Linked DNA regions of Homo sapiens: region 1 is linked to region 2. Evidence: chromatin loops called from intact Hi-C (ENCODE). Cell type or tissue: ascending aorta. All regions are shown on one strand. Each heading gives the region's core, and the rest is flanking DNA. Links, peaks and the distances in the headings are about the cores only. Region 1 overlaps SLC9B1 (solute carrier family 9 member B1). Region 2 overlaps NFKB1-AS1 (NFKB1 antisense RNA 1).

Region 1 (10,929 bases), core at 772-8,771, 560 kb after region 2:
AAAGAAAAAAGAACAAAAAGAATAAACACCTCTGAGAAATATGGGATTATGTAAAGAGAACAAATCTACAACTCATCTATGTCCCAGAAAGAGAGGGAGAAAGAGTAAGTAATGTGGAAAACATATTTGAGGATATCATCCATGAAAATTTCCCCAATCTTGCTAGAGATGCCAATATTCAAATTCAAGAAATGCAGAGAACCCTTGTGAGATACTATACACAATGACCATCCCCAAAACACAAAGCAATCAGATTCTCCAAGGTCGAAATGAAAGAAAAAAGCATTAAAGGCAGCTAGAGAAAAGAGGCAGGTCATCTACAAATGGAACCCCATTAGGCTAAGAGTGGACCTTTCAGCAGAAACTCTACAAGCCAGAAAAGATTGAGGGGCCTATATTCAGCATTCTTAAAGAAAAGAAATTTCAACCAAGAATTTCTTATCTAGTTAAAAGAGGCTTCATAAGCAGAGGAGAAATAAGATCCTTTCAGACAAACAAATGCTAAGGGAATTTGTTACCACCAGATGTGCCTTACAAGAGGTCCTGAAGGGAGTGCTAAACATAGAAATTAAAGACTGTTACCAGCCACCACAAAAACACACTTAAATACATAGACCATTGACACTATAAAGTAGAAACTACACAATCAAATCTTCATAATAAACAGCTAGCAACATGATGACAGAATTAAATTTGCATATATCAAAGTATCAACTTTGAATGTAAATGAGCCAAATGCCCCAATTAAAAGGCACAGAATGGCAAGTTGGATAAAGAAGCAAGACCCAACAATATACTGTCTTCAAAAGACTCATCTCACATGCAATGATAACTATAAGCTCAAAGTAAAGGAATAGAGAAAAATCTACCAAGCAAATTAAAAAAAAAAAAAAAACCAGAAAAAAGCAGGGGTTACTGTTCTAATTTCAGACAAAACAGACTTTAAACAAACAGTGATGAAAAAAGATGACAAAGAAGGACATTACATAATGGTAAAGGGTTCAGTTCAACAAGAAGACCTAACTACCCTAAATATATATATGAACCCACCACAGAAGCAAACAGATTCATAAAATAAGTTCTTAAAGACCTATGAAGAAACTTAGATAACCACATACAAGCAGTGGGAAGTTTAAACATCCCATTGACAGTACTAGACAGATCACTGAGGCAGAAAACTGACAAAGATATTTGGGACCTGCACTCAACACTTGATCAATGAACCTAACAGACTTTTACACAACTTGCCACCCCAAAACAATAGAATATACATTATTCTCATCTGCACATGGCACATACTGTAAATTGGCCACATGATCAGCCATAAAACAATTCTCAGCAAATTTAAAAAAACTGAACCACACTCTTAGACCACAGTGCAGTAACAATAGAAATAAATACTAAAAAGAACTCTCAAAACCATAGAGTTACATAGAAATTAAGCAACCTGTTTCCTGAATGACTTTTGGGTAAACAATAAAATTAAGTCAGAAATTAAGAAATTCTTTGAAACTATTGAGAACAAAGATACAATATAACAGAATCTCTGAGACAGGGCTAAAGCATGCTAAGAGAAAAGTTTATAGCACTAAATGCCCCCATATAAAAGTTAGAAAGATCTCAAATTAACAACCTATCCTTACGGCTAGAAGAAATAGAAAAACAAGAGCAAACCAACCCCAAGGTTAGCAGAAGAAAAGAAATAACCAAAATTACACCTGAACTGAATGAAATTGGGACATGACAAGCAATACAAAAAGATCAAGGAATCCAGGAGTTGGTTTTTTGAAAGAATAAATAAGATTATTTAAAGAATAAATAAGATTATAAATAAGAACAAATAAGATTATTTGAAAGAATAAATAAGACCACAGCTAGACTAACAAAGAAAAAAAGAGAGAACATCCCAATAAACACAATTGGAAATGACAAAGGGACATTACCCCAGAGAAATACAAAAAATCCTCAGACTATTATGAACACCTCTATGCAAACAAATTAGAATAACTACAAGAAATGGGTAAATTTCTGGAAACGTACAACCTCCCAAGATTGAACCAGGAAGAAATTAAAATCCTGAACAGACAAATAATGAATTCTGAAATTGAATCAGTAATAAAAAGGTTACCAACTAGAAAAAGCCCAGGACCAGAATGATTCACAGCCAAATTCTGCCAGATATATAACGAAGACCTGGTAGCATTCCTACTGAAAATATTCCAAAAAATTGAAGAGGAAGAACTCCCCAAGTCATTCTATGAGGATAGCATCATCCTGATACCCAAACCTGGCAGAGACACAATAAAAAAGAAAAAGGCCAATATCCTTGATGAACACTGATGCAAAAATCCTCAGCAAAATACTAGCAAATGGAATTCAGCAGCACATGAAAAAGCTAATCCATCACGATCAAGTAGACTTTATCCCTGGCATGCAAAGTTGGTTCAACATATGTACCAATAATTGTGATTCATCACATAATTAGAACTAAACCCCAAAACCATATAATAATCTCGATACAGAAATGGCTTTTAATAAAATTCAGCATAACTTCATGTTAAAAGCCTTCAACAAATAGGCATGAAGGAATATATCTTAAAATAATGTCGTTTATGACAAACCCATAGCCAACATCACACTGAACAGGCAAAAGCTGGAAGTATTACCCTTGAAAACCAGAGCAAGTCGAGGATGCCCTCTTTCAACACTCCTATTCAACATAATACTGGAAGTTCTAGCCAGAACAATCAGGCAGGAGAAAGAAAGAAAAGGCATCCAAGTAGGAAGAGAGGAAGTCAAACAATCTCTGTCTGTAGATGATATGATTCTACACCTAGAAAACCCCATAGTCTCTGCCCAAAAGCTCCTAGATATAAAAAACTACAGAAAATTTTCAGGATACAAAATCAATGTACCAAAATCAGTAGCATTTCTATACACCAACAAGTCCAAGCTGTGAGCCAAATCAAGAACAAGATTCCATATACAACAGCCACAAAAAGAAAATACCCTAGGAATACAGCTAACCAGGGAAGTGAAGGATCTCTACAATGAGAATTACAAAACACTGCTGAAAGAAATCAGATATGACACAAAGGGAAAAACATTTCATGCTACAGTATCTTGGCATCACTATAAATGCATAACAGCCTTGAAATCAGAAATATACTGGTTGTATGATCTTGGGTAATTTACAATCTCTTGTCATCTTTTTTTTTTTTTTTTTTTTTTCTGGAGAGATGGGTTCTCACTCTGTCTGTCACCCAGGCTGGAGTGCGGTGGTGTGATCATGGCTCACTGCAGTCTCCAACTCCCCAGCTCAAGTGATCCTCCCACCTCAGCCTCCCAAGTAGCTGGGACTACAGACATGTCATGTCTGGTTAATTTTTTGTAGGGACGGGGTCTCCCTATGTTGCCCAGGCTGGTCTTGAACTCCTGGGCTCAAGTGATCCTCCTGCCTTGGCCTCCCAAATCTCATCAGCTTTTATTGGGCATAGTACTATCTGTTTTTCTTCATATTCACAGCTAGGGAAAGCAGAATCACATTTGAGGACAGACACCCAAATATGAGTTGACTGGATAAGTTTATTAGAAATTATGGCCTGCTTTTTGTACTAACAAAAATAAGACTTCTTACTGGTTTATATTCCAGTGTCTTACATATAAATGATCAGCTCAGTTTAAAAAATTTTTATGCTTTACTTATTTCAATAAGCTTCTTAAAATCCTTTTCGGAATGAGGTAGATATAAGTACATACATAAACACACATATATACATATCTTGCTATTATGGGAATTAAGTGAGATGTTTGTACAACTTATAGCAAAAGCTATGGTATTTAAAACTTATTAGAAGTCTGTACTGCTGTTATATTGCTAGGCTTTGCTTTCAAAATAGTGAAAAATTTTGATGGATTTAGAAGTTCCATTTTCACCTTGGTTTTTTAGAATGTCTGTTTGATTATATATTAATAATGGACACAGTGTGGTATTGTAAAAAGAACTGGGCAATCTAAGTTCTCTGTTTTTCATTTGCTACTTTTTTTTTTTTTTTTGACAGAATCTCACCGCCCAGGATGGAGTGCAGTGGTGCGATCTGGGTTCACTGCAACCTCCGCCTCCCGAGTAGCTGGGACTACCGACGTGAGTCACTGTGTCCGTCTAGTTTTTTTATTTTTTGGAAGAGATGGGGTTTCACCATGGTGGCCAGAATGGTCTAAAACTCCTGATCTCAAGTGGTCCGCCAGCCTCAGCCTTCCAAAGTGCTGGGATTACAGGCATGAGACATCGCACCTGACCCTGATACATCATATTGAGTAAATTTCTTGTCATTTCATCTCTCTGCTCGATTCCAAACCTATAAAGTGACGTAGGGAGTGAGGATCTTAGATGATCTAAGGGCTTTAACAGTTTCTTTTTTTTTTTTTTTTTTTTGAGACGGAGTCTCGCTCTGTAGCCCAGGCGGGAGTGCAGTGGCGCAATCTCGACTCACGGCAACCTCCGCCTCCCGGGTTCAAGCGATTCTCCTGCCTCAGTCTCCCGAGCAGCTGGGACTACGGGCGCGTGCCACCACGTCTGGCTAATTTTTTGTATTTTTAGTAGAGACGGGTTTCACCGTGTTAGCCAGGATGGTTTTGATCTCCTGACCTCGTGATCCGCCCACCTTGGCCTCCCAAAGTACTGGGATTACAGGTGTGAGCCACTGCGCCTGGCCAGGCTTTAACAGTTTTAAGTCTATGATTCTATTATCTGAGGGGCATACCAAGAAATAGGCTGAAAGAATAGCAATACGTACTTCTTGGGAACTTCATTTCTTAAATACCATGTATGTGCATATGTATCACTTAATATAAACAACTTGTCTTTCCTTGGTGTGTCCATACACAATACTATGGGTTTATGCTTTTGGAGCAATGTTGTGCAACAGTGACATCTAGTGACTACATATCACAGATCATTCAGCAAAACTTTATGGCCAACTTGTACTCTTCTAAATGTGGATGATTTACTTTGTAGCCCAGCTAAATACTTTTAAATAATTCCTCACCTCTCTCCTCTAAAGAAAGGTATGCCAATTAAATTTGACAACAGCATTAATAATTGGCTAAATAAGAACTGAAATTTCCTTTAAAAATCATAATGTATATGGAATTCAGTATAAATTATTCTAAATGAGACTGCAGCTCTTTTCCTTCCACTGAGAGTGGCAAAGCTGGGATTTTCAATTCCAGTGTGTTTAAATATAGTCTATTCTCTTATCTACTATGCATTGCTGACATGTAGTAGGCATTTAACACATACTTATTCAATTAATGTTAGGTAAAACATATGCATCAACAGTTGTGAGTATGTATTGCTTTGGAATCTTTGGAACTATTGCTGCCTTTCAAACAAAGAACTCTTCTTGAGGTCAGATAAAAGATTAACACAATTATAAACAACCACAGTATACATCTTTCTGAACAAATGAATTTGAGACCTACATGCATGCATAACAGAATACTCTTTATAAAAGGCATTCAAACTAGGTCAGTATTTTTTTTAAGATAATGACTACCTAGTATTATTATTTAATCAGGACAATACAAATCTGGGCTAAACTTCTACTACTATAATTCAAATTGACTGTCATTGTTAAAATTCCTAATAGTATTTAGGATTTGATCTCATTAGTCAGATAGTACCTTGATTTTAAACCGTTTTCGGGTGCCTAGATCTTGTTGCCACAATAAAGTGACACGGTGTCTGTCTTAGGTCATTTTGTATGCTGTAACAGAATACCACAGATTGGATAATTTATAATGAAAAAAATTTCTTTCTCATAGTTCTGGAGGCTGAGAAGTTCAAGATCAAGGCACCCCAGCATCTTGAGAGGGCCTTCTTGTTCCATTCTCTGGAGGGGAGGGAGTCTATGTCCTCCTCACATGGCAGAAGGTATAAGGGTAAGGGACGCAAATGGGTGGCAGAACTTGTCCTTTTATAATGAAATTAACCTCACCCATGTGGGCACAGCCCTCAAGGCCTAATAACCTCTTAAAGGTCCCACCTCTTGATACTGTTACAATCAACATGAGTTTTGGAGGGGACAAACATTCAAACCATAGTAGTGTCTTAGTCTATTTGTGTTGCTTTAACAAAATCCTCAAGATTGGGTAATTTATAAATAACAAAAATTTATTTTGTCACAGTTCTGGAGGCTGGAAAATCCAAGATCAAAGTGCTGACAGATTTGGCATCTGGTAAAAGCTCAGATCTCTGCTTCCAAAATGGTGCCTTGAATGCTGCATCTTCTGGAGGAAATAAATGCTGTATCTTTACATGTTGGAAGAGACAGAAGGGCGAAAAGGGGCTAGCTAGCTCCCTCCACTTATTTTATAAGGGCATTAATCCATTTATGAGGGCAGAGCCCTCATGACCTAGTCACCTCCTAAAGGCCCCAGCTCTTAATACTGTTGCATTGGGGATTAAGTTTCAACATGAAATTGGAGGGACACAAACATTCAAACCATAGCATTTTGCCCCTTCCCCCACAACAAATTCATGTCTTTCTCACATATAAAACACACTTGTTCCATCCCAGTAGCTCCAAAAGTCTTAACTGTTTCCGATACCAACTCAAAAGTCCAGAGTCCAGAGTCTCATCTAAATCAGATATGGGTGAGACTCAAGGTTTGATTCATCCTGAGGCAAATTGCTCTCCAGCTGTAAGCCTATGATATCAAGCAAGTTATATCATTCTAAAATACAATAGTGGGACAGACAGAGGAAAGATAGATATTCCCTTTTCAAAAGGGAGGAAATAGAAAAGGAGAAAGGGGTAATAAGTTCCAAGTAAGTCCCAAACCCAGCAAGGCAAACAACATTAAATCTTGAGACTTGAGAATAATCTTCTTTGACTCCATGTCCTGCCTTCTGCATACAATGGGGAAGGGGTTGAGCCCCCATGTCTCCTGGGAGCCTTGCCTGCATGGCTTTAGGGGGAGCAGACCATGCACCAGTTCTCACATGTTGGCATCACATGCCTGTCGCTCTCCCAGGCAGGAATTGCACACTGGTATCTCTAGTGGCCTACAGTCTTGGTGGTGGCTCTGCCCCCATAGCTCCACTAGGCATTGCTCTTATGGGGGCTCTCTGCGGTATCCCTGACTCCACAGCTCTTGTAGGCACTGCCCTAGTGGTGACTCTCTGTGCTGACCTCACACCTCTGGCAGTTCTGTGCCTGGGCCCCAAGGTTCTCTGTGACCTCCTTTGAAATCTATGCGGAGATAGCCATGACTACAGACTTAGCACCACATGGGCACCACCAAGGTTTACTGTTTATACTCTCTGACACTGCACCTGGGCCTGCTTGAGCCACAGCTGGTGTGGCTAAGGAATGCTGAGCCACATGTGTGGAGCAGAAAGTTGACGTGGCCCTAGGCAGCAAGCCCTGAGTTCCCATGGACACCCTGGGCCCCTCCCTTGAAACTGTTCTGCCCTGAAGGCCCTGGCACTCTGAGCCTGTGATAAGAGTGGTAGCCTCAAAGATCTCTGAAATACCTTCAGGGCCACTCCTCCACTGACTTGATGAATAACATCTGGCTTCCTTCCATCCATACTAATCTGCTTATCAAACATGCACTTGGCCATATTCTTGGTATTCTCTCCTGAACTCAGTCTTTACAACCTGGTTAGGCTGAAAAATTTCCAATTCTTTAAGTTCTGCTTCCTTTTTGATTATAAATTCCATCTTGAATTAATTTTTCTCTTTTTGTCCAGTATCATAAACAGTCAAGAGAAGCATGTAGCACCCTCAGCATTTTGTTTAGGTATTTCTTCCCCTAAATATCCTATTTCATTGCTCACAGGTTCTGCCTTTCACAAAGCATTAGGACACAGGTGGAATTCAGCCAAGTTCTTTGCTACTTTATAACAAGGATGACCTTTCCTCCAGTTTCTAGTAAGACATTCTTTATTTCCACTGAAGAACTCATCAGAATGGTCTTTACTCTCCACATTTCTACCAGCCTTCTGATCATGATTAACTTAGATAATCTCTAAGAACATGAAGGCTCTTTATACAGCTCTCCTCGTCTTCTGAACCTTCATCAGAATTGCCCTTAATGCTCTGTTCATGGTAATCTAGACTTTTTCTAGGAGGCACTTCACAACTGTTCTAGCTTTTATTCACTACTAGCTACAAAGCTGCTTTTACAATAATAGGCATTTGTTATAGGAACACTCCACTTCTTAGTAACAATTTCTTAGCCCATTCCTGCTGCTATGCCAAAATACTTGAGACTGAGTAATCTATAAATAACAGAAACCTACTTTCTCACAATTCTGGAGGCTGGGAAATCCAAGATTAAGGTTCAGTCAGGTTCAGTGTCTGGTGAGGTCTCTGCTTCCAAAAGGGTGCCTTGAACATTGTATTCTCTGAAGGGAATGAACATTGTGTCCTCACATGGTGGAAGGCATGTAAAGGCAAAAAAGTCCTAGCTAGCTGTCCCCAGGCCTCTTGTAAGGACTTTTATAATACATTCATGAGGGCAGATCCCTCATGACCTAACCATTTCCTAAAGGCCTCACCTCTTAATATTGTTGCATTGGAGATTAAGTTTCAGCATGAATTTTGGAAGAGACATAAACAGTCAAACCATAGCATAAACCATTCCAGGCATGTTTTATATTCTTTTCTTTCTCTTAGCACCAAACACAATGGTTTTTCTCAACTATAGACAAAGCTACCAAAAACTTACCCAGAATCCAAGGTTTGCTATACATGGAATCAAACTGTCTCACCAGCTTTCTTTCTGGTTCTTTCTTTTGACCCAACATTTCAGTCAAACTGTTAACTGCACTCCATGCCTTTATTTGGTTGGAACATCTTCCCACTGAACCTCTTTGTAAATATCCATTGATTATTCTAAATAAAGCTTCCTGCAATGCACACTACATAAACTGGATGTGTTTTTCCCCTTTTGAATTCTCACATCATTTTGTTATTTGCTCTACCATCCTTACCTCTCTGGTGTCCTTTCTTTGTCTTTGTTAGTGGTTTCTTTCCCCTATTCATCCTTTAAATATTGGGCTTCCTCAGAATTCTTCTCTATGCCCTATTCTCTTCTCACTCTATATACATTTCTCAACATCTATTCTACTATTATGGCTACAATTCTAACTAATATGCTGAGGAATTTGAACTAGAAAAGCTCTCAAGATTCTATTTAGTATATCTAATTACTTATTGAATATCTCTACTTGTCTTACAAGCATCTTAAGTTAGTATATGCACAAACTCAAGATCTTTCCCCACCAAAGTTATTCCTTCTCTGGATAATTTCCTATCTCAGAGAATGAAGCCACCATCGACCTAGTTGCTCAAAACAGAAACTGAGAAGTCATTCTTTCTCGCTGCTTTTCTTTATCTGCTAAAATCAAGTGAATTACTAAATCATGTTAAGACAAGTTACTGAATGTTTAAAAATTTTATTCATTTCTTTCCAGATAAATTGTCACTAGTCCAGTCCAGGCCATAAGCATTTCCCCACCTAAACACCGTAATGGCTTTCCAACTTTTCCCCACATCCAGTCTTGTTCCTCCTCAATGTAATTTTCACAATGCAGAACAATATTCTTAAATGTAAGCTTGATTATGGCAACAACCTTCTTAATATTCCTCAATGACTTCCCATAGAAGAAAAATGTTAAAACTCCTTACATTCAGCTTATAGGGTCCTTTGAATAAGGCTCTAACCTTGACCCTGCCTACCTTCTCATTCATCACTTGACACTCTAAACTTTAGCCATACTAAATTTTTGTTCTTCAAACTTGCCATGTCTCACATCTCCAAAACTTTATGCATTCTGTACGCTGCCTTCCAACACCAACACTCTTGCTTTTCATCCAGCTAACGCTTCATCAATTTAGAAGTCATTTCTTCCAGAAGATTTCCTGACGCTACCTTCAACATGCATCCTTATCATGGCATCCAATGCTTATCACAGCATCCACCCCACTATTTTAATCCTTGTTTAACTGTCATCATTTTTAAATTTGACAAATATTCATTGAGAGCCCATTATATTACAGATACTGTATTCTCCTCTGTATACAGAATGTGGTAAATATAGAGTATTGTAGAAGCACGTTTAGGATGTGAGAGAAGTCCAAGAAATGCTTTTTAGTGACTTGTGTTCCCATCTATTTCCCTACTAAATTAAACCAGAGACAGTTTCATAATCATTTCTGAGTTATTTGAATTGCCTAACATAGTATATAGTAGATAAATATTTTATACCATCAATTATTGGATTTTAAATACATACTAAATATTCTTTGCATTGTAAGAGGCCACCAGCCAGCCAATACTTTCTACCCAGCAACTTTTTCTTTGATATCACTTTGCATACAATAGAGTGTAAAAAGCAAAGAGACAAACTAATATAGTGGAAAATATGGGACTTAGAGTCAGAACACTGTGATTAATAATTCTGCCACTTACTAGGTATATGTCCTTCGTCAAGACCCTTAACCTCTCTGAGTCTCAATTTCCTCATCTGAAAAAGGCCATTAGGAGAATGAAATGAGATAAAGAGAAAATAAAAGCATAAAATGTAAGAGGTTATCCAAAATGATGTCTATTATTATTATTGTTATTAAAGTCAATGCAGATCAAGTCTCCTTATGACTGGTTATCCCAGCTCTGTAAGGCTACAAGATTTTCAAAGTTCATTCTTCATCTTCCCTTTACCATCCAAGAGATAATCTTTTGTACTTTAATAAACACATATTGATGGAAATGGTTAAAAATCACAAAGAAAAACAAGCCCAAAATTGAATAAGTATACATTAATGTATGAAAGGGACAAGACAAAAGTACCAGCCTATGACAGTTTATAATTTGAATGTATGGACCAAAAAAAAAAAAAAAAAAATCAGGCCACAA
Region 2 (10,929 bases), core at 1,960-9,959:
TTGTTTTTTTCTAACTGACCCAATCAGGAGCAAGGTAACTCCTCAGTCACAGTTTATTTTTCTGCCCAGCCTTTGAACCATTTACTAGGTATTTATCTAGTCATTTTCTTCATTCAGCTTCCTTCCCATGTGCCTTATATATAATCACTTGAAGCAGCACAGCAGACGCAGGTTTAATAAGATAGCTCTCACTATCTTTGCCAGATGCAACGTTTTCCAGTTTTCTCTTAGAAAATGCAAACAATTGGAAACAGTTATAACAACGCAGTTTACCCCACACAGATAACTCGAACACTATCACTAGAGGATTCCACAGTGAAGTGCCCATGGTATGGAGAACAATATTTCCCTGTTCTTTCACTGAAATACCTCTGCATTATTTTCCTAAAACAGAGAACTACTAACTTGGACAAAGGGCAGGCAGTTCATGCCATCCATCCTGTGCAGTCACAATAGCTAATTATAACAGCCAACCTTTATTGAGCCCTGGCAATATGCTGGTCTCTGTTTTAAGCATTTTCATGTGCTTAAAATGTAATTAAATTTCATTTAAAATTAACTCAATTAATTCTCTCTAAACCTACGAAGTGAGCATCATCAGTATCCCATTGTACAGATGAAGAAACTGAGGAACCAAGAAGTTAAAAACTTTGCTCAAGGTCACATAACAAGTAAGGGGCAGAGCTAAGTTTCAAACTCAGACCCTTTGATTCCAGACACCAAGTTCTTAGATGTCTATCTCAAGGACAAGAAAGAAACAATAGGCCGGGCATAGTGGCTCAGGCTTGTAATTCCAGCTCTTCAGGAGGCCAAGGTGGGAGGATCCCTTGAGCTCAGAAGTTCAAGACCAGCCTGGGCAATATAGTGAGACCCCCATCTCTATAAAAAACATAATAATTTTTGTAAAAAAATTAAGAAACAAACAATAAAGCCAAATTTTCCGCAATGACACATTAGTGATGTTTCCATTTACTTATCTAAAACCTTAAAAACACATTCATAAATTCATTCCAACTGCTCTAGGAACTTCCATTAGCTCACAATCCAACCTCTAAAACTTTGTATTTATCCCAAACTCTAAAAACTTAAATATTTTACGCTTCATTGGTTCTTTGGGGTTACTTTAAAAGCCAGTAATATACTTTGTCATTCTTAGATGTCAGGCAAGTTCAAATTTATTGTCAGTCCTTGTCTTCCTAAGTTGAAGCTCACTCATTTGCTAATATGCCCTTACACAGCAGCTCTGCTGTCCTTTTTCCATGTAATTGTTAGACTTTCCCTAACATCTTTACACATTTTTTTTAAGATGTGTTGACCGGAACTACAAAGAATATTACTGGCTTATATGTAAAAGGTCCTTGCTGAAGTATAGGGAAATTTTATTTTGTTTTTACTATACCTCTCATGATGAGTGTTCTTGACCTTTTTGGCAATGGAGACACACATTGTCTCTCCTTGGAAATCTATGTCTCCAGGATCATAATGAAATGTCTAGAACTGTGATATCATGGAAAGAACTCTAGCCTGTACATGGGTATCCCAGGCCCAGTTCCCTGCTTTGCCAACTTTCAAAAGTGTGATTATGGAGAATTATTTAAACCTTGACTTCCTTACCCACAAAAGGGAACACTGATGAACCACTCTATATGGGTGGTTAAGGACATAGATATTGAAGCCAAACCACCTGGTTCAAAATCTAGCTTACTTGTCTATGGGTGTTAACTTGGGCAACTTACTTCACCTTTTTGTTCCTCAGTTTCCTCATCAGCAAATGAAAATTATAACACTAATACCTACTTTCAAGCATCAAATGGTTGTTAAAACCATCAGATGAGTTAATAAATGTAAAGCACTGAGAATCTAGAACATTGTCTGTAACAGTAAGTGTTAATTATTGTTACATTACAAGGATACCATGAGAATGAATTAACATGTAGTGCCTGAACTATTAGTACACACCTAAACACCAGTTCATTTATGCAGTCATCTACAGTGACCACTTAGTACATGCAAGGCAGTATGCTAGACACAGGCATATAAACCAAAAAGTCACTTGTCCTCACTAGTTATATTTTCATAAGAAAAGAAAATAATAAACCAGTAAATAAATATACCACAAAATAATAACCACAAGATAATAAATATACCAAGGCTCAAAACTCTTACTACTAAAAAAAAAAAAAAAAAAAAAAAAAAAAGAATGGCGTTCTGAGAGTACTCATGATGTCACAGAACCTGAATCTGTCTGAGTCCAAACTCCCAGGCTTTTTCCGTGACTTTTTACAACCTTCTAGCAAACAATTTCTACAAAGAGTGAAAAGTATCAAGATGGAGGCTTGCACCTGTGGTGGCAGTTTATTTTTTCCAAATGCATTTTCTTTCTCTTGCCATTAGCCTCAAGGCCTATATATGGACCTCTCCTCAGGCAAAGAATCATCTGATCCCAGGCATACCTGCAGTTCCCCCGCAGCTGGTACACACGCTGCACAAGCCCAGTGCTTTGGATGCGAGAGTTGACTTTGAAGATACCTACTTTAGGTAAGCATCTCATTACGATGAGTAGAATAATTAACAACCACAGTAAGTGCTTTTCTGTACTAAAAATCTTAATAACTTTCGGCACGTTAAAAATAGCCAAAATGTTCTAATAAAAAATATGCTGTTGAGTTAACAACAATTAAGTGAAAAGCAGATAAAAATAAAATTAACAAGTGATCCAACCCCTTCATAAATTTACACATGGGTGATCTCAGTAAAACGTTTGTTTTTGTTTTGTTTTAAGACCTAACTGAACTGTGATAATTGCTTTCTCTTTCAGGAGCAGTTACAAATATTTTGTGGCAGGAAGTCTTCCCTTAAGTGCTGAGTCTGCACCGCGACAAACACACTTTTAAAGAAGAAAACTGTATAAGCAGCAATGTCTTCATAGCCAACCACTGGTTCAATCATTTAAAAAGTTTTTAATCAAGGACCCCTAGAAGGGAGTTTCCTTTATAAAAAGCCCTCTGATTACAGGCGTGAGCCACCATGCCATTTGTGAGGCCGAAGCGGGTGGATCACCTGAGGTCAGGAGTTCAAGTCCAGCCTGGCCAACATGATGAAACCCCATCTCTACTAAAAACACAAAAAATTAGCCAGGTGTGGTGGCAGGCGCCTGTAATCCCAGCTACTCAGGAGGCTGAGACAGGAGAGTTGTTTGAACCCAGGAGGCGGAGGTTGCAGTGAGCTGAGACCACACCATTGCACTCCACCCTGTGCAACAAGAGCAAAAACTCCGTCTCCAAAAAAAAAAAAGCCCCCTGATTCACAGCTCAGGAGTAGGAATTCACACAGTTTCTAAGCCTGAGCAACCTTAGAAAAGAAAGAAGGAAACAAAGATGTGAAAAATTTATTTTGCATAGACTCAGTCAGAAAGTAGTGAGAAGTCTGGTCACAGAATAATTTTATTTAGGAAAACAGAAATCTATGGGACAATAAATTCTATAGCTACATGGAAAATGGAAATAACAATGGCAGCTTATGTCCTTTAAAGCCATGCTTCCGAGACTCTAACGTGCATATGAATCACCTGGGGATCTTATTAAAATGCAGATTCTGATTCAGTACTTCTGGGGTAGAGCCTGAGATTCAGTAAATCTCACAAGCTCCTTGGTGATGCCAATGCTGCTGACCCCTGAACCACACTTTGACCAGCAAAAACACATTTGCTTATTGTAAAGGTTATATCCACTGTTAAGTTTAAACACCATTTCATAAATTAATGTGAAGAAGAGTTAGGAATTAATTGTTCATTCAATCAACATCATTGAGCTTACTATATGCTAGGCCTTATGGCGGGTACTAAACATTCAACAGTAACTAAAGCAAAAAGTACACTTGGGAGGCTGAGGTAAGCAGATCGCTTGAGCTAAGGAGTTCGAGTCCAGCCTGGACAACATGGTAAAACCCCATATCTACAAAAAAATACAAAAATTAGCCAGGCATGGTGCCATGCTCCCGTGGTCCCAGCTACTCAAGAGGCTGAGGTGGGAGGATCACTGGAGCCCAGAAGGTGGAGGTTGCAGTGAGCTGAGATTGCGCCACTGCACTCCAGCCTGGATGACAGAGTGAGACCCTGTCTTAAAAAAAAAAAAAAAAAAAAAAAAAAAAAACTACCCTTGATCAATCTACTTTCGACTGTTCTTTCAAGCAAGTAATAAGCACAGGGCTTACAAGAACTTTTGTCATTCACAATTCAAAATGTATCAATCATGCTTCTCGTGTTAAGTTTTTCTTGATGTAACATTTTTAAGAATGCCTCAATTCAGATTGTTTACACTTTTTTTTTTTTAGATGAAATCTCACTCTACTGCCCAGGCTGGAGTGTAGTGGTGTAATCTCGGCTCACTGCAACCTCCACCGCCCAGGTTCAAGTAATTCTCCTGCTTCAGCCTCCCAAGTAGCTGGGATTACAGGCACCTGCCACCGCGCCCGGCTAATTTTTGTATTTTTAGTAGAGACAGGGTTTCGCCATCTTGGCCAGGCTGGTCTTGAACTCCTGACCTCGTGATCCACCTGCCTTGGCCTCCCAAAGTGCTGGGATTACAGGCGTGAGCCACCGCGCCTGGCCTGTTTACACTTTAAAAATAATTGGCAATTTAATCCAGTGAATTAGCATTGCTCTATTTTATATGAACTAGTAATAAAATTTTAAAGGTTTTCATATGCATGGCATAGTTTACCAGCAGCTAGCTACCTTATTGCAAATGTTACTGGGTCATTTCAATTAAAATTAAAGCAAATAGGAAAGTGGCAAGAAATGTTTCATTTAATTTTGGCTTAGTGTGGCCAAGTTCTCCAGGTGAATGTCATGGCTTCTGCCTCAAATTTGTATGTATAGTACAGATAGTAGAAAAACTTATACTCATCAAAGAGTTCATCTTTTTTTTTCCTCATGAGCATGAACTACCGCCCTGCTGCATATTAAATGGCAAAACAGAATCACCAGAAAGTTTCAAAATCCTAACAGGTTAGACATACTAAGAGAACAGATGACCTACTCAAGATTATTTTGCTTCCCCAAAAATGGATAACTCTCAGCAAGAAGGGAGAATAAGTACATGAAGGGCCATGTATATTCACAAAGAGCATCTGAACCAAGTCTTTGCTTACCAGATTTTACCTTTTTAAAAGATGCCAGGAGGTGGCAGCATTTGTTGCAGCTGTGTGAGTTTACTCATTAAAGCACAGGTTCTCAGAAAGTCTGGTGTATCAGATTTGGAGGAGAAGGGTTGGTGACAAGCATAAGGTGGCAGGAGTCTGTTCGGATTAAAAAGGCATTGGGACAATATTATAACACAATATTATACTTGAAAGCAAAATAAATCTGGTGTCATTGGTGTTCTATTAAATCTTAAAATCTTGGGTAGCCATATACAAAAATTAACTCAAGGTGGATTTAAAGACTTAAAAAACCTAAAACTACAAAAACCCTGGAAGATAACCTAGGAAATACTATTCCGGATATAGGATCCGGCAAAGATTTCATGATGAAGACGCCAAAGCAATTGCAACAAAAACAAAAATTGACAAATGGGACCTAATTAAAATAAAGTGCTTCTGAACAGCAAAAGAAACTATCAACAGAATAAACAGACAACCTACGGAATGGGATAAAATATTTGCAAACTATGCATCTGAAAAAGGTCTAATATCCAGAATCTATAAGGAATTTAAGCAAAAAAACCAAACAACTCCATTTTAAAACGTGGGTAAAGGACATGAACAGACACTTCGAAAGACATACTTGTGATCAACAAGGATATGAAAAAATGCTCAACATCACTTATCATTACAGAAATGCAAATCAAAACCACAATGAGATACCATCACACACCAGTCAGAATGGCTATTGATAAAAAGTCAAAAAATAACAGATGCTAGTGAGGTTGCAGGGAAAAGGGAATGTTTATACACTCTTGGTGGGAATGTAAATTAGTTTGGACATTGTGGAAAGCAGTTTGACGATTTCTCAAATAACTTAAAACAGAATTGCCATTCGACCCAGCAATCCCATTATTGAGTATATACCCAAAGGAATATGTTAAATAAATTGTTCTACCATGAAGACACATGCACGCATATGTTCTTCATAGCACTATTCACAAGGGCAAAAACATGGAATCAACCTAAGTGCCCATCAACGGTGGATTGCATAAAGAAAATGTACTACATATACACTATGGAGTACTATAGAGCCATAAAAAAGAACGTGACCATGTCCTTTGCAGCAACTTAGATGGAGCTGGAAGCCAGTATCCTAAGCAAACTAACACAGGAACAGAAAACCAAATACCACATGTTCTCACTTATAAGTGGGAATTAAGTGTTGATTAAATATAGACACAAAGAAAGGAACAATAGACACTGGGGCCTACTTGAGGGTGGAGGATGGGAGGAGGGTAAGGATCAGGTACTATGTTTATTACCTGGGTGATGAAATAATCTGTACACCAAACTCCTGTGACACATAATTTATCTATAAAAGAAACTTGCACATGTACCCCTGAACCTAAAATAAAAGTTTTTAAAAAAAATCTTCAGTAGTGGGAATATACAGAACTTATCTGCATCTTCAAAGAACAGAGTGAGAAAGACAAAGGAGAGCCTGGATTTTAACTGAGAGGCATATGACTAAAGTGTAGTTCCAGAACTGTCTCTATAAACAATTTCCTTCACACATCATTATATTTGCTAAGGGTTTGGTATGGTGCCAACTACAGAGTATGAAAACTCAGTAAATATTTCTTTCTTTCTTTTTTTTTTTTTTTTTCTGAGACAGAGTCTCGCTCTGTCACCCAGGCTGGAGTGCAGCCGCACAATCTCTGCTCACTGCAGGCTCCGCCTCCCGGGTTCACGCCATTCTCCTGCCTCAGCCTCCCGAGTAGCTGGGACTACAGGCGCCCACCACTACGCCCGGCTAATTTTTTGTATTTTTAATAGAGACGGGGTTTCACCGTTTTAGCCGGGATGGTCTTGATCTCCTGACCTCGTGATCCGCCCACCTCGGCCTCCCAAAGTGCTGGGATTACAGGCGTGAGCCACCACGCCCGTCCTATTTCCATTTTTTAACCCATTCCCACTGCTGAGAAAGATTTGCTCAGGGGCAGCTGTTATTTCACTAACCAATAGCAGTGCAATTTTTGCTTCTCATACTTTTGTCATAGGAAAATCATTACAAATATAACAGCCATAAATGTCTCGGAAATCATAGCAGATGAACCTGGCAGCCAGATAATCAGGAATGAAGTGCCCTTTCTAAGAGTTCAGTCTAAGAATAAGAATCACAATGAATGTGATTATTCTAGTTGCCACAGCCCCGCTCAGTGTTCAGTTTTAAAGGCTTCCCGCCTTATCATCAATCAGTCTCTTTACCTATATTCCTACTTAGAAAGATATTCAACATATGCATCACTATTTTTAAATTATGAATTAGGACACATTAGATAAAAGAAACTCTTTTTTAGTTTTTTTTAAAAAGTTGATCTGCATTTATCCTGTTGAGATACACTTTTAAGACTTGAGAATATATACATTAAAAGCCCTACTATCCTTTTCTATAAAATTCTACCTCATGATCAGTGTACTATTTTCATTATTAGAACAGATATCAAAACTTCAGAAACCAAAATTTATTCTGGGATAATGTATTCATTTTTTTAAAATCTTGTGAATTCTTCATCTACAGTAAACTAAAAGATGAACAATGAATCATGTGTGGCTTGGTATGATTCAAAATTCTGAAGAATAGACTTGTTAATTGTCACATATTCTTTCCTAGGAAAGAATATGTGTAATGTTGTGACCCAAACCGCTTTCAAAAAATCCACCAAATTCTACTAATACTAAGGTTTCAAATGGGAAATTTAGAGCTAGAAAAGGTACATAGAGATAATATAATCCAACATTTTTATATGACAGATGGGAAAATTTAAAGAATTCAATCAAAAACATTTGTAATTTTAAGAATGTTATTTGCTACATCCATATAGATGATTACTATGTATACTTTACATAAGAATTTTTAAATATTTGCTTTTGATGTCTTCCTTCTTTTTAGGCAAAAAAAGTCTATATTGCTAAAAATAAGAATAAACTATGAATTGCATATAGCCATATGTTTCATTGTTTGATATGACTGTTTCATGAGATTCTATCTGGCTCAATATGATGCAGGTTTAACTACAGCGGGCTTAAGAAAAGATACCAATATCTATGAATCTGTATAGCTTGGAAAAAGGAGAAAATGCTTAGGGTGGCACAAATATTTGGAAAAGCAAGAGAAAAAAATGGAATAATACAATTTTGTGGCAACATGAAGTGCAAGCAAAACCTGCTTATGTCAGTTATTAGAAATCAAGGGGAGAAAAATACATTTGGTAACAATAGGAAATTAAAGAGAGATTTTTTTTTTAGGGACTTTTTAGGAAGCAGGTTAGATTTGCCTAAGTTGCTTCTCTCCAACTTTCCATTAAAATACCTATGAATGTCATTTTTTTTAAACTGGCAATAGTTCTGTAACTCAGAAGACTTTATGCCAAATTTGGGGTGGAATTTTCACTAAAGATGGTGTCAAGGGAGATGGATAGACTATTTAGCAATTTCTTCCACATCCTGAGCCATACAGGCAGTCCTGAAGAAGATGGAAACATACTTCAACTCATCATCTATTTGGTAAATCGATTAATTTCACTTATCTTCAAAATGTAGGCACTGAACACTTACACATTCCTCAAACACATAAAAATAGGTATCTAATACCCTCCACCACAATTCAGACCACAAGTGAGGGAGGGAGCCCAAAAGTTGGACATAAAAATACATATACTTGGGAGGAAATGTATTCATAGACTTCAATATATAATTTATGTAAGCAGGCAATTGCATTTTTAAATTATCAATGTGTTTTCCTCATTCTTTTTTGAGACACATGACTTTCACTTAGTCTTCCCTAAGTAATTACTTGCCTGGGTTACAAAATAAATGCAAAAAGAACTGGAAAGGTCATGGTGGTGCATGCTTGTAATCCCATCGCTTTAGGAGGCCTAGCTGGGCAGATTGTTTGGCCCCAGGAATTCAAGATCAGCCTGGCCAACATGGCAAAACCCTATCTCTAAGACAAAACAAAAATTAGCCAGGCATGGTGATGCATATGTCTGTAGTCTAAGCTACTTCAGGAAGGGGAGCAGGGAGGGGCTGAGGCAGGAGGATCACTTGCCCCCAGGAGGTTGAGGCTACAGTGAGCCATGATGGGGCCGCTGCACTACAGCCTGAGCAACAAACCGAGACCCTGTCTCAAAATAAAAAAGAAGAAGAAGAAAAAGAAGAACTGGGGTATCACCAACAGTTGCATCCAAATATAAGATTTTGTAGCAAGACAATGAACAGTCATGTAAGTCAGTTTAGACCATAAAGTTTTACGTCAGTAAAAGGAAAGTTCTCCTAGGCCCTGGGAAGAAAAGGAGCTAGAATAGCCAGAAGAGCAAGATTATATTGTAAATATTATAATACAGTTATTAAACTGAATGCAAAAGCCAAAAAAACTTGATATGAAATTGATATATTTCTTTTAAAAATAAATATTATACCAGCTCCATAAGCCCTGTTACATGACAAAGACTGAAATGCTGGGGGTGGGGAATTGGAGTTAAAGTAAAGTTCTGCTTTCCCAAGCTCCTTTGACCACATCCCACAAATGTTAATAGGAAGTAGAGTGAGTTTAAATTTTAGTCACAAACTCGAATGCAGCATATCTTAGTCTCTTTTCTGTTGCTTATAATAGAATAACTGAAACAGAGTAATTTTCAAAGAAAAAATATATATAAATATAGAAAATTATACATTGAAAATTAAGTTTCCAACACATGAAATCTGGGGAACATTCAAGCCCTAGCATTCCACCCCAGCCCCCCAAATTCATTTCTTTTTCACATGCAAAATACACCCACTCCATCCTTATAGCCCCCAAATCCTAACTTGGTGCAGCACCAACTCAAAAGCCCAAAGCCTACAGTCTACACAATGGTAGTATAGGATTAAGGCAAACATTCCCATTCCAAACGGGAGAAATAGGCAAAAAGAAAAGAATAACAGGCCCCAAGCAAATCCAAAACCCAGCAGGACAGACATTGTATCTTAGAGCTGGAGAATAATCTCTTTTGAGTTCACACACTGCCTCCTGGACACGCTGGAGCAGGAGTTGGGCCCTCAAGGCCTCAGGAAGCTGCACTCCTATGGCTTTGCTGGGTGCAGCCGCTGCTCCTTTGGATTGGAGTCCAGTGCCTGAAGCTTTCCTAAGTAGATGTTGCATACTGCTGGTGACTTCACAGTTCTGAGGTCATGGTGGCAGTCTTGGTCCCAGAGCTCCACTAGGCTTTATCCTAGTGAGGACTCTCTGCAGTGACCATGGCTCCACTAGGCATTGCCCTGGTGGGGACTCTCTGCGGTGCCTCAACCCCACATTTCAGCTGCGCGTTGCCTACTGGGGTCTCTCTGTGGTGGTTCCAGCCCCTGTAACAAGTCTCTGCTTAGGTCCCCAGGATTTCCATAACATTCTCTGAAATCTGGGTAGAGGCTGCCAAACATTTATAGCTCTTGCTGTCTGCAAGCCTGCAGAATTAGTACCACGTGGACTCTGCCAAGGTTTATAACTTCTGCAGCTGCAGCTCAGCTGTGCCTGGTGTGGGGCGCAGAGTCAGAGGCAAGGAGCCTACTACAAACCTGCAGGGAGCCCTCCCTGGACCTGTATCCCAGTACTACTCTGCCCTCCCAGGCCTGCAAGCCTGCGATGGGAGGGGCAGCCCCGAAGATCTCTGAAATGCCTTCTGGGTCTTTCTTCCATTCTCTTGATGATTTCTGCTGTCTGTACCAATCTCCTTAGCAGATGGTCTC

The links. Peaks named below come from ENCODE experiments on the same cell type or tissue, not always from the same donor. Only the 100,000 strongest peaks of a DNase experiment are listed, where the experiment ranks them.
Region 1: it touches region 2 in a loop (14-fold over the local background); 92 of 110 quality-filtered maps call a loop at or near these places.

The regions. Positions count from the first base shown.
Region 1 is chr4:103,004,383-103,015,311 of GRCh38, forward strand. The region is part of intron 1 of SLC9B1 (solute carrier family 9 member B1); the gene reads right to left. Among named protein-coding and RNA genes, the nearest start is that of SLC9B1, 9.9 kb to the right of the region's middle. In ascending aorta, for the core only: a CTCF peak has its summit at 4,938 (motif pointing left); DNase peaks (open chromatin) are centred at 7,186 and 7,219; H3K27ac peaks cover 2,495 bases.
Region 2 is chr4:102,444,770-102,455,698 of GRCh38, forward strand. It overlaps NFKB1-AS1 (NFKB1 antisense RNA 1), which reads right to left. Exons shown (of 5, transcript NR_136202.1): 2 at 5,162-5,298. Among named protein-coding and RNA genes, the nearest start is that of NFKB1, 51 kb to the right of the region's middle. RefSeq lists an enhancer at 2,703-2,782. In ascending aorta, for the core only: a CTCF peak has its summit at 5,194 (motif pointing right); a DNase peak (open chromatin) is centred at 5,191.